Regions from separate parts of the Mus musculus genome. Here region 1 is linked to region 2. The links are chromatin contacts, found by POLR2A ChIA-PET in ENCODE. All regions are on one chromosome and are shown on one strand. The core of a region is the stretch at or near the end of the contact, and the rest is flanking DNA. Distances in the headings are between cores, read along the strand shown. Region 1 holds the start of Snap47 (synaptosomal-associated protein, 47). Region 2 holds the start of Wnt9a (wingless-type MMTV integration site family, member 9A).

Region 1 (4,838 bases), core at 475-2,974, 140 kb before region 2:
CCCAAACTCCTGAGATGTAGGGAGCGCCTCGGCTTATGATGGCCTTACGTACTGACATGTCCAAGCTGAAAATACCATAAATGTCAAAACATACTAACAGTATGTGTTTATATGCTCACAACCTTAGCATTCCCAGTTCCAAAAGGAAAACACAACAGTGTGCCTAAGTGCATGACTACCGTAGCTTAGCACAGCAACAGAGCACACTGTAAAGGTGTGATCATTTTAGTAGATCCGGGGGTTTAGATGGAGGTTATGGCTTCTTGACCCTGTCCATCATTGAGAGAGAAGGGTGGGAGATGAACAGACCATATATAGCTAGCCTGGGAAGACACCATAATTCAAATTTTGAAGTAGTTTCTACTGACTGCAATGCATTCTTGCTCCAGCAAGACGTCAAAAATCTCCTAAGTAAAGCTGTCACAAGATGCTGTGTGAGAAAAGTGGAAGCTGATAAGGGAGAGTATTGAATGTGTCTTTAAAGAGTAAAGGGGTTTCCAAAGTGGGACAAGAGTGGTTGCGGAAAGGTCACTTGTCCCTTTAGAGAGCTTAGAATGGCCCAGGGGATGGCAAGAATCCCCAGAGCAATCGTAGAAGGAACAAGCGTCCTCTCAGTGGGGTTGCAGAGAGGACAGCCCCAGAGGATCTGAGATACCAGCTCAAAAATACAGAAGAGGAAGGAGACACCAGGCCGCCTGTACCCATACAAGATGTACGAAAGACTTACCTTCCCCATAATAGTCTACCTGGCTCGCTATGTTGATCTCCCCACATCTTCGCATCAGTTCTGTGATACACATTAGAACTCTGCTGTAGAGGTAGCCCCTCTGAGTGCAGTGGGCGTGCTCCACCTGGACTGGCTGCACTAGCTGCTTAGGGTAAGTGCCCAATGGCCATGCGCCGTCCTGTCTTATTACCTGCACAGATGCCAGTCCTTGAGGTAGAGGCAGCCCCGCGAAGAGGAGTAACTCCCTTGGATGTAGTCCTTCCAGTAACTGATATAGTCGCGGAAGGACATGTGCTCCTTGGGGTTTGAATTGTATTCTCGCACTCCACAGTTGGCAACCGGTACAACCGCGTCTCCTGCAGCGAGAGAGTCAGCACAGAAATGGCAGAGTCATACACGTAGTTCACCATCTTGGGGTCCGGCCACCCTCTGGCCGAATTATCCAGACTCCACTAGTCTGTCCGGCCCCGGCCGCCCTCCCATGCCGGGGTCTATACCTCCCGTCTGCGCCCTCCTACCATACTTCTGCTGCAGATACTCGAAGTCAGGCTTTCCCTCCGAGGTCACCCAGCGCCGCCTGCTGCCCCAGCCCTCGGTGAAGGCGCTAGAAAACACGCAGGGCAGGTTAGGCAGCAGGAAGCCCTTCACGAAGTCAGCATAGGAGAAGGCGTTCGGGGTCTGAATGAAGGTCACGCCGCTGGGTGTGGGGCCGCCACCGCCGCTAGGGACTGGGTCTCGGAGGTCCCGGTAGTACCGCTCGGCAAAGGTGCGTGTCTCCCGATCCATCCACCGGGAAACCTGACCCCAGAGGCCCAGTCCGGCTTCTCGCTACACCCCAAATAGGGACCGGAGGCTGAGAAACCCCCTAAAATCAGCTCGGAGTGGTAACCACAGAGAAAGAGCCCGGAACGAAAAGCCACAGGTGCGACATTCCAGCAGGAACGCGGGCCTTGGGGCTCCCAGGGTGTGCGCGTGCGCGCCTACGCGGCCCCGCCCTCTCGCGCAGGCGTACAAGCGCTCGCCGAGTGGCTGACCTGCTCCCCAGCTGCTGGCGTCTCTGTCTGGTGGTCCAGTGGAGCGTGCCATTGCGTCTTCTGCGTGCTCCTCTTGCCTCAGGTGAGCTGCTACCGCGCAGCTAGCCAGTACCGGAGCCCGCCACCGACACAGGAGATGAACATCAGTCTCAAACCTCAAAGGATGACTGGGTCCTGAGAGGATGCTGGGGCGCAGAGCGGGCGGTCAGGATCCGCGGGGGGTGGGGCGGCGGGGTGGGGGTGGGGCGGCGGGTGGGGGTGGGGCGGCGGGGTTGGGCGGCGGGGTGGGGGGTGGGGGTGATGTTCCCGAGTGTCTTGGATAGATTGTGGAGGAACCTTTTAAAGGATTGTGATGTTTCCTTAGAAATAGAACGAGGAAAAATTAAAAGGAGAAAATGAGCTTTTTTGGGGGGCGGGGGGGGGGAGATGCTGAGGTTCAGGTAGAGAGGTATGTATGCATTGGGAAGAGGGGAAGGATAGAAACGAGGCGGAGGAGGGTTGTTTGGCCAAACTCGCCTGTTGTGGCCTTTATCGTGACGCTTGTCTGGAGCTGTGTTGCGGCTAGGTCATGGTAGAGATGACAGCTCATAGAGAAATTCAAGTGACGAGAAACATCGATGCCAGGACTCGTGGTGCACGCCTATAATCCCAGTATTGGGGATGCTGAAACGGAAAGGTTCCGAGGTTCTAAGCCAAAATGAACCACAAATCATGACTTAGCTCCAAAAGAAAAAAAGCCAGGTTACAATAACAACAACAATAAAACCCCAACGCACCCAGAATTCCATTCACGTGTAATCACTAACTCTGGTATTGAGCCAGTTTTTTCCAGGTATGCATGTGTTTATACATTTTATCCCTGTTACCCCCTCCCTCTCTTCCCTCTTTTCCTGCATTGGCAGCATGTTATATTTGGAAACACCATTTTAGATTTTTTAAAATCTCCTCCTACAATTGGCCTACAATTCTTAAAATTCCTGGACAGGTTGAGTTGATAAATGCCATTTTGCATGCTAATGAGTCCAACACCATCCAACAGCCAGTAGGGTAGATTCCAGATGGAATGGCTCACTGAAAGACCTGAGTAGGATCAGAGGGTGGGGACTTTGAACCCAGCCCTCAGCTTCTAGGGCTAAAGGTTGAGTGGGTCATCAGTGGTCAGTGTCTCATCAGTCATGTCCACAGCATCCCTAGAAGACCCATTCAGAGGATCCTATGTGCTTAGGGAGGTGAGGGCTGGTTCTTCTTAGAAGTTGGTGGTTTTCTGAGTAATACGAGCTTCTAGGGGAACTCCAAACCAAGGAGGACCTCTGGAACCCTGCTTTCTAGGTGCTGGCCATCAGAGTGGTACTACAACCTGGGCTTGCATCTGCACCAATGTAGGGACATCTTGGGAGACAGAACCCCACCCTTGGGACCTAATATGATCTTGAGGCAGACATTTGTCAGAGCTGAACTGAATTAAGGACATTCTTCCTCTGGTGTTCACTGATAAGGACCCTTTTAGGGTCCCAGAATCCTGTACTGACTAGGACATGAGAGTAGAGGTAAAATATGTAGTTTGTTTTGTTTTCTGGGAAAGTATGAAACCCAGTTAGGAATTACTTCTTTGCTTGAGTATCTAAGACCATTGTCCACGAGCAAGAAAGAGGTCAGGGCCAGCAGGTAGGTATATATGCTCTCAAGAGCTCTGGGGCAGCGTAGCCTGTGGCACTGTAATGGGAACATGAGCCCTTGTGCCCTGTGTAGTTAGTGCTGTAATCCTGGTCTTCACATGATAGCTGGCCTCTGGGTGTTAGTAACAGAGCCGATTATGTGAGGCCTGGCGAGAGGCCCGAAACCCAGGTGTGTGCCCATGAAGTTGCCTCTCCTACCTCCAGCTGGGAAGTGCTGGTGATGCACATCCCCAGCCCACACAGACCTATGGAAACTGCGCATCCTGGGCAGAGCCACCCCAGAAGAAAACAGGAAAGGATTGGAATTGGCACCCTGGGGAGGGGAGGGGAGGTGGAAACACTGCACAGTCTCATTTCTCTCTCTGAATTTCTAGAGCATACCCTGCAGCAAGGCTGTGGTGTTTGCTCGAAACATCCTCAGACAGCATGCCTGAGCCTCCCAGGGTGGGGATGGGAACTTCTGAGGGAGTGGAAAGAGGGTCTGCTACAGAGCAGGAGGGCAGGTAATGGAAAAAGCCAGTCTTGCCGCCCCCGCTCGGACACACTGCCCCACTGTTCTCCCACTCAGCCTTGTAATGGGAAGGTGTGCAAAATGTTGCGTCTTCTGTTACTTTGGAAATTAACTAAAAATAGGCTGTTTACTTGCTATTGAGTTTTACTCAAGGGCACATGTGTGGTGGAAATGCTGAAAGAGACCCATTATGCCAATCCCAGTGTGTTAGGAGTCACAGTGACGTGGGCCTATTCCCCAAGAACGTCATTTATGTGAATTTGCTTGACACCCAGGGGTTGCCTGACATGACTTCCCACAGTAATTGTGTCTCTCTCACACAGGGTCCTCTCAGGGCTAACTACTCTGTACCTGTCCTGGTGAAGGCAAGTTATAACCTTACAAAGGCAGATACCACACAGAGAATTCAGGAACAGAGCATCTCTGGAGGGCCCATTCACTGTGTGTACACTGGGTGTCCATGCAGTGTGCACGAGACGCGATTCTGGGCAGGTGCCCTTTGGTGCACATGTTGAGTTGCATTGGGAAAGCTCTCAGGTCTGGAGTGCTGTGGTTGGTAGTGGGCACTAGGAAGGGTAAAGGTGCTCTTTAAGTAGAAGCTTTAAGGTAGAAAAACAATTCAGAGACAGGACAGTGAGGAGCCTTGAGATGGCTGTAAGGGAGGGGGGCAGCAGAGTGAAGCTCAGAGCCCATTAGAGTGAGCAGAGTTGGACTTGAACGGAGCCAAGCTAAAAGTGAAAAAAGAAAAAGGAGATTTATTCAGTGTGGCCACATTGGAAGAGGCACAAAGAGATCTGATGAACCACCAAGTCCTGAAGTGAGATTAAATAGAAAGCAGAAGATTTGCATACCTGAGCAGTACAGGTGTGGCCACACACACTGTTAATCCA
Region 2 (4,595 bases), core at 100-2,599:
GATGGCGTGCAGGGGCGTGCCAGGCCAAGGCCCAGGGGTCGGACCAGGGGAGCCAGGGTGGGGAGACCCTGGGAACCGAGACATGGAACTGACCCTGGAAGACAACCCAGAAGAAATGGACAGACGGAGGAGAAAGGAGGAGAAAGAAAAACACAAAGGGAAAATTTCCCATGAAAATATTTTATTTTCTTTGAGAACAGGATACACCTGCAGGGTTCCTCAGCCCAGCCGCCTCTCCCTGCCCTGGCGGGTGCCAGATTCCTAGACCAACGGGGCCCTCTGCCGGCCACACCGCTGCGAGCGGCCACTGAAGCCAGGGGCGAGGGAACAGGTGACCGGCGAAGGGCGGCGGCCCAAGACGCAGTCCAGATCACCCAGGACCAGGGTTGCGACCCGAGGGGCTAACCCAGGTCTCCCAGAGGGGGAAAGAAGGGTGATAAGCAGGGAGGGCAGAGAAAGCTGGGGCGCTGCCATGCGTGGTGCCACCCAGGACCTTGGAGAACTCAAAGTGCAGTGGGTGTCCCTCTAAAGATCGCTGGGTTCAGGCATCCCAAACCTGGGAAAGCGAGTAGAGAGGGAGGGACGAAAGGAACCAAAGGTGAAGAGACGCGCCCAAGAACGCGGCAAAACTGCTAACGCATAGACAGGCGAGTGCGGGCGGCGACCCCGCGGGACAGCGGCGGCGTTTACCCCCCGGGGTCAGGTCTCCCAGACGTGTTCCCGAGGGCCGAGGTCGGGGCCAGGCTCGGGCGAGCGCCAGAAAAAAGCGCAAGAAAAATAAATTTCTCCAGCTTGGAGGGTTTTTTTTCTCCCCTTTGGGGCTCAGTGCAAGGAACATCTGGATTTTGTACGTGTTTTTTTGTTGTTGTTAAATTAACTTTTCCAGGAGAGAAGGGGGGTAGTGGGCAGGGGCCAGGGAGGCTCCAGCCTTTTGGCAGGAACACCGCGGCCTAAGGCGGCGGCGGCGACTCGGGAGTCACCGTGGACCGCGGCCCCGCGCAAGCCCGTCGGGGACACCGGCCCCTCTACCTCTAGGGCGCACGGCGGGCAACGACCTGCGGACCGAGAGGCGCGCTCGCTGCCAACTAACGACTCCAAGCCACCCGTGTACCCCGCCGAGCACCTGGCGAGTGCTACCCCGGGCTCGATGCCCCCGTCCGGCCCCGCCGCCCTCGCCCGCCCTCGCGCGGCCGCCCGCCGCGGGCACCTACCCGAAGTAGGCGGCCGAAGGGCGCAGCGCGGCGAGCAGCAGCGTCAGCCCGAAGGCCGCGGCCAGCCAGCGCGCCAGAAGGGACCCATCCAGCATCTTGCCGCGCCGCGGCGGCAGACCATCGCGCTCCGGGCTCCGCGCAGGGCGCGCCGCGACCGCCGCCCTCTTATAGCGTCCGCAGCCGCGGCCGCGGGGCGGGGCGCCGGCCAGCTGGGCTCGGCCCGCCCGCGCCCCGGAGGAGGGGTCACGCCGGCGCCGGGGGCGGGCCGAAATCCGAGCTGCGCGCCCGCCGCCGCCGCCGCGGCCGCCGAGCTGCTCGGCTCGCGGGGCGGGCCTGGGGCGCGCTGTGGGGAGGGCTGGGCACGTGGCGCGGTGGGAACCCCGGTCGAGTAACGGAGCCAGAAGGAGCGATGGGGCGGGACTGAGAGACAGAGCAGGGTTAGACCCCGGGGCTAGGTGTCTGCAGCCAGGACACAAGTGCGAGCTCCGGGGTGTCTCCTGACAGTTAGGGACCGGGTGTTGGCCGCCGGGAAAGACATCCAAGAGCCGAGAAACTTGGACGACTGTGCTTGAGGGGATAGTGACTGGGTGGCTTGGGAGCGACGTTAGCCACTGGATTACAGAGCGGGAGCGTGGGGGGACGCGAATCCACTCGCGGGCCAATGTTGCCAAGAGGGAGCCACTGCTGAAAGTTGGGGTGCTGTAGCTGGAGGAATGGAAAGGCGACCTCTCCAAGGGAGACCAAAAAGGCATTTCTGCAGAGCCGGTGCTGTGGCCGACTTGGACCTGAGGATGGGACAATATGGTCCTCAGGGACTTCTGGACTACTAGCTGCAGATATCACTGACACTCAGGGACCTCATACCCCAAACAGGGTGGAAGATGAAGGGGACCGCTGGCCAGGATGGTGACTGGTCTGTGTGAAAGCCCAGAGCTGTGACTCATCTTCGTGGACTGAATTGTCTATAAGTCAAACCTTAACTAACACGCAGAGAAACACAATTGCCCAGGGCACCCAATAGACTGCTTAAGAGTCCCCTGACATTGGGGGAGGGGCGGCTTATTCAGGGACCATTCAAAGTGCTGGAGAATAGGACCGAGTGATTGGATCCTGACACATGCCCACCGCGTGTCAACCTTCCGTGCTGGAGACGCACTTTCTGTGCAAGACAGTGACACACACACACACACACACACCAGAGCCAAGCTAACAAAACCCAGGGACCTCCAACACTAGCGTGCCTCCCTGACCTGGGCTTACAGGGGCAAGCTCCACACCCTGGAAGGCAAACCTCCTTACCAGCCACCGCCTTCTCAACTTAGAGGGGCTGATTCTGGATGGGAGACCTCCAAGTCTGAGGGTTTTGAGCTCCTCTGGGAGGCTGAGTTGTCTAGCCGTGCACAGCAACTGCTCAGCCACCTGTCACGGCTCCAAAGGAAAGCAGAGGAGGAAATGAGTGAAAAAAAAAAAATCACATCAGCCTCCGCACTGGTCAGAGCCAAGCAGGTTACTCCTGTGGGTGTGGACCACCCAAGTGAATATACCCTGTCCTGACTGAAAAGCTTCCATATGTGGTGGGTGTGTGGCTGAGTGAGGGGTCGGGAGAGCCCATCACTTCCTCTCCGAGCCTTGGTTTCCCCATCAGAGGCCCATTTAACTACACGGTCAGGGGGACTCGTATCGCTCCCCATTGCTGGGAACCCACCTACACCCCACATCGCCATCCAATGGTGCTTCTGCATCAAAATGAACCCAGAAGGCAGCTCCAGCCATGGCAGCATGGGGGTGGTGTGTGTGTTGGGGGGGTGGGGAGCAGCATCAGGGAGACTTCCACCTGGAGGCCTGGCTCCCGCTCCTAGGAAGAAGCAGGAGACGGGAGACGCTGAGCGATGACATATTTAAAGGCACGAGATTGCTTCCAAGAAAAATGATGTGTGAGATTGTAAACGAGTGTCGCCAGGCACTGCAGGCGATGCATACTCGGTGAGAGCGGAGCTGGCACCTCGGCCACCCAGCAAGTGCAGAGGAAGGAGGCAGCAGTCTTGGGCAGCCCACGCACAGAGAGGCCTGGAGTCAGCCCTTGTACATCTTTGGAGATGGGGTGCTTGCTAGTGAGGATGACCTACCTTTTAGATGCTGGAGACAGTTCTGCTTTCTTTAGTCTTGGGTAGGTCTGATCACAGCAATGCTCCGGAAGTAAGGGTAGCCTATCTCTGAGTGTCCTGTCAAACTCAGAGCCCTGGCCCATCTCCAGGGGACCAGGGCATGTGGGTGGCAGGGCTCATGCTTGCACAAGGTAATGCCATATCTAAGTCTTAGGACTTCCCCAGCCTTCTATTTCCATAGATGGGGTGGTGGCAATAGATGGTGGAGATACCACCTGTACCACCTTCAACAGGACTTCAGGAGACAGTGCCCCAGCACCCTGTCACCTGCATGTTGCTCACCCATATAGCAATCTTGCTCCAAAGCACAGGGAAGCCAAAGTGTCCCCTCTCTCTTCCACACAAACCTTTGAGGTGCTTCTTCATACAGGGCTTGGCACTGCTACGCTGTCCCAAAGGAGGACCAGCCTGCCAGTCCTACTATATCTGCCCAAACTGTCACCAGTCAGCCTAGCATCGGGTTGGAAAGGGCCTCTGCCCCATGGAGGTTCTGCCACACGTGTTTGTGTCTCTGATGAAAATGGGTAGAAAGGAGAGAAAAGCTCAGGGGAGGAGGGCACAGAGGACCAGAGTTAGCAGGTCCAGGAAGCCCTGTAGCCCAAAATGAAACCAGAGGGCTTTTGGGGGGCTGGTCAATATGCAATGCCCAAAGGAGCCATTAAGTAGATAGAAAGCAAATTCCAAAAGAAGAGCTATTAAGCACTGGGTAGTAAACTGAGCCCTCTGAGTTTGGGAGAACTCATGTGCCCAAGGGCACACAGCAATCGAGGAAGGGACACCCTCACCCTCCTCTCCCTCTCCCCTCCTCCATCCACACCCTCTCAGCTTTACAGAGTGTGGGAAGGGCAGGCCAATCTCCTCCCATGTTCTCTGGCTAACGGCCAAGTGGCCCTCTGGTTCCATTTTGGGCTATGGGGCCAGAAGACTCATTGTCATCCCCCCTGGTGACTACCTAGGCCTGTGCGGCGATCCAAATTATAGGGAAGAAGCCAGATGTCACTGTATTCACAATCCAGAGATCAAAACCAAGCTGAGAGATCAAAACCAAGCTGAGTCGCAAGTCTTTGATGGATCTTTAGGCTTGAGTCCACTTGCAGGCCCAGAACCCCCATATTAAGGGAAGATCAGGTCCCCTTGAGAAAGGACCCTGCTTGTTGCCTAAAATTTACACTGATATTCTCTCAGCCTGCCTCTAGGTCTTTTGCCAAAGTGAACGACC

Evidence for each region. ChIA-PET counts read pairs that join two places held with the same protein, here RNA polymerase II (POLR2A).
Region 1: POLR2A ChIA-PET joins it to region 2 with 27 read pairs in Patski. The contact joins the promoter of Snap47 here to the promoter of Wnt9a in region 2. POLR2A ChIA-PET finds 5 or more read pairs at or near these places in 2 of 5 experiments (Patski and embryonic stem cell).

The regions. Positions count from the first base shown.
Region 1 is chr11:59,446,920-59,451,757 of GRCm38, reverse strand. It overlaps Snap47 (synaptosomal-associated protein, 47), which reads left to right and starts at 1,724. Exons shown (of 5, transcript NM_144521.3): 1 at 1,724-1,843. It overlaps Jmjd4 (jumonji domain containing 4), which reads right to left and starts at 1,713. Exons shown (of 6, transcript NM_178659.6): 1 at 1,246-1,713; 2 at 918-1,083. The coding sequence starts at 1,513.
Region 2 is chr11:59,303,684-59,308,278 of GRCm38, reverse strand. Wnt9a (wingless-type MMTV integration site family, member 9A) reads right to left here and starts at 1,349. Exons shown (of 4, transcript NM_139298.2): 1 at 1,212-1,349. The coding sequence starts at 1,306.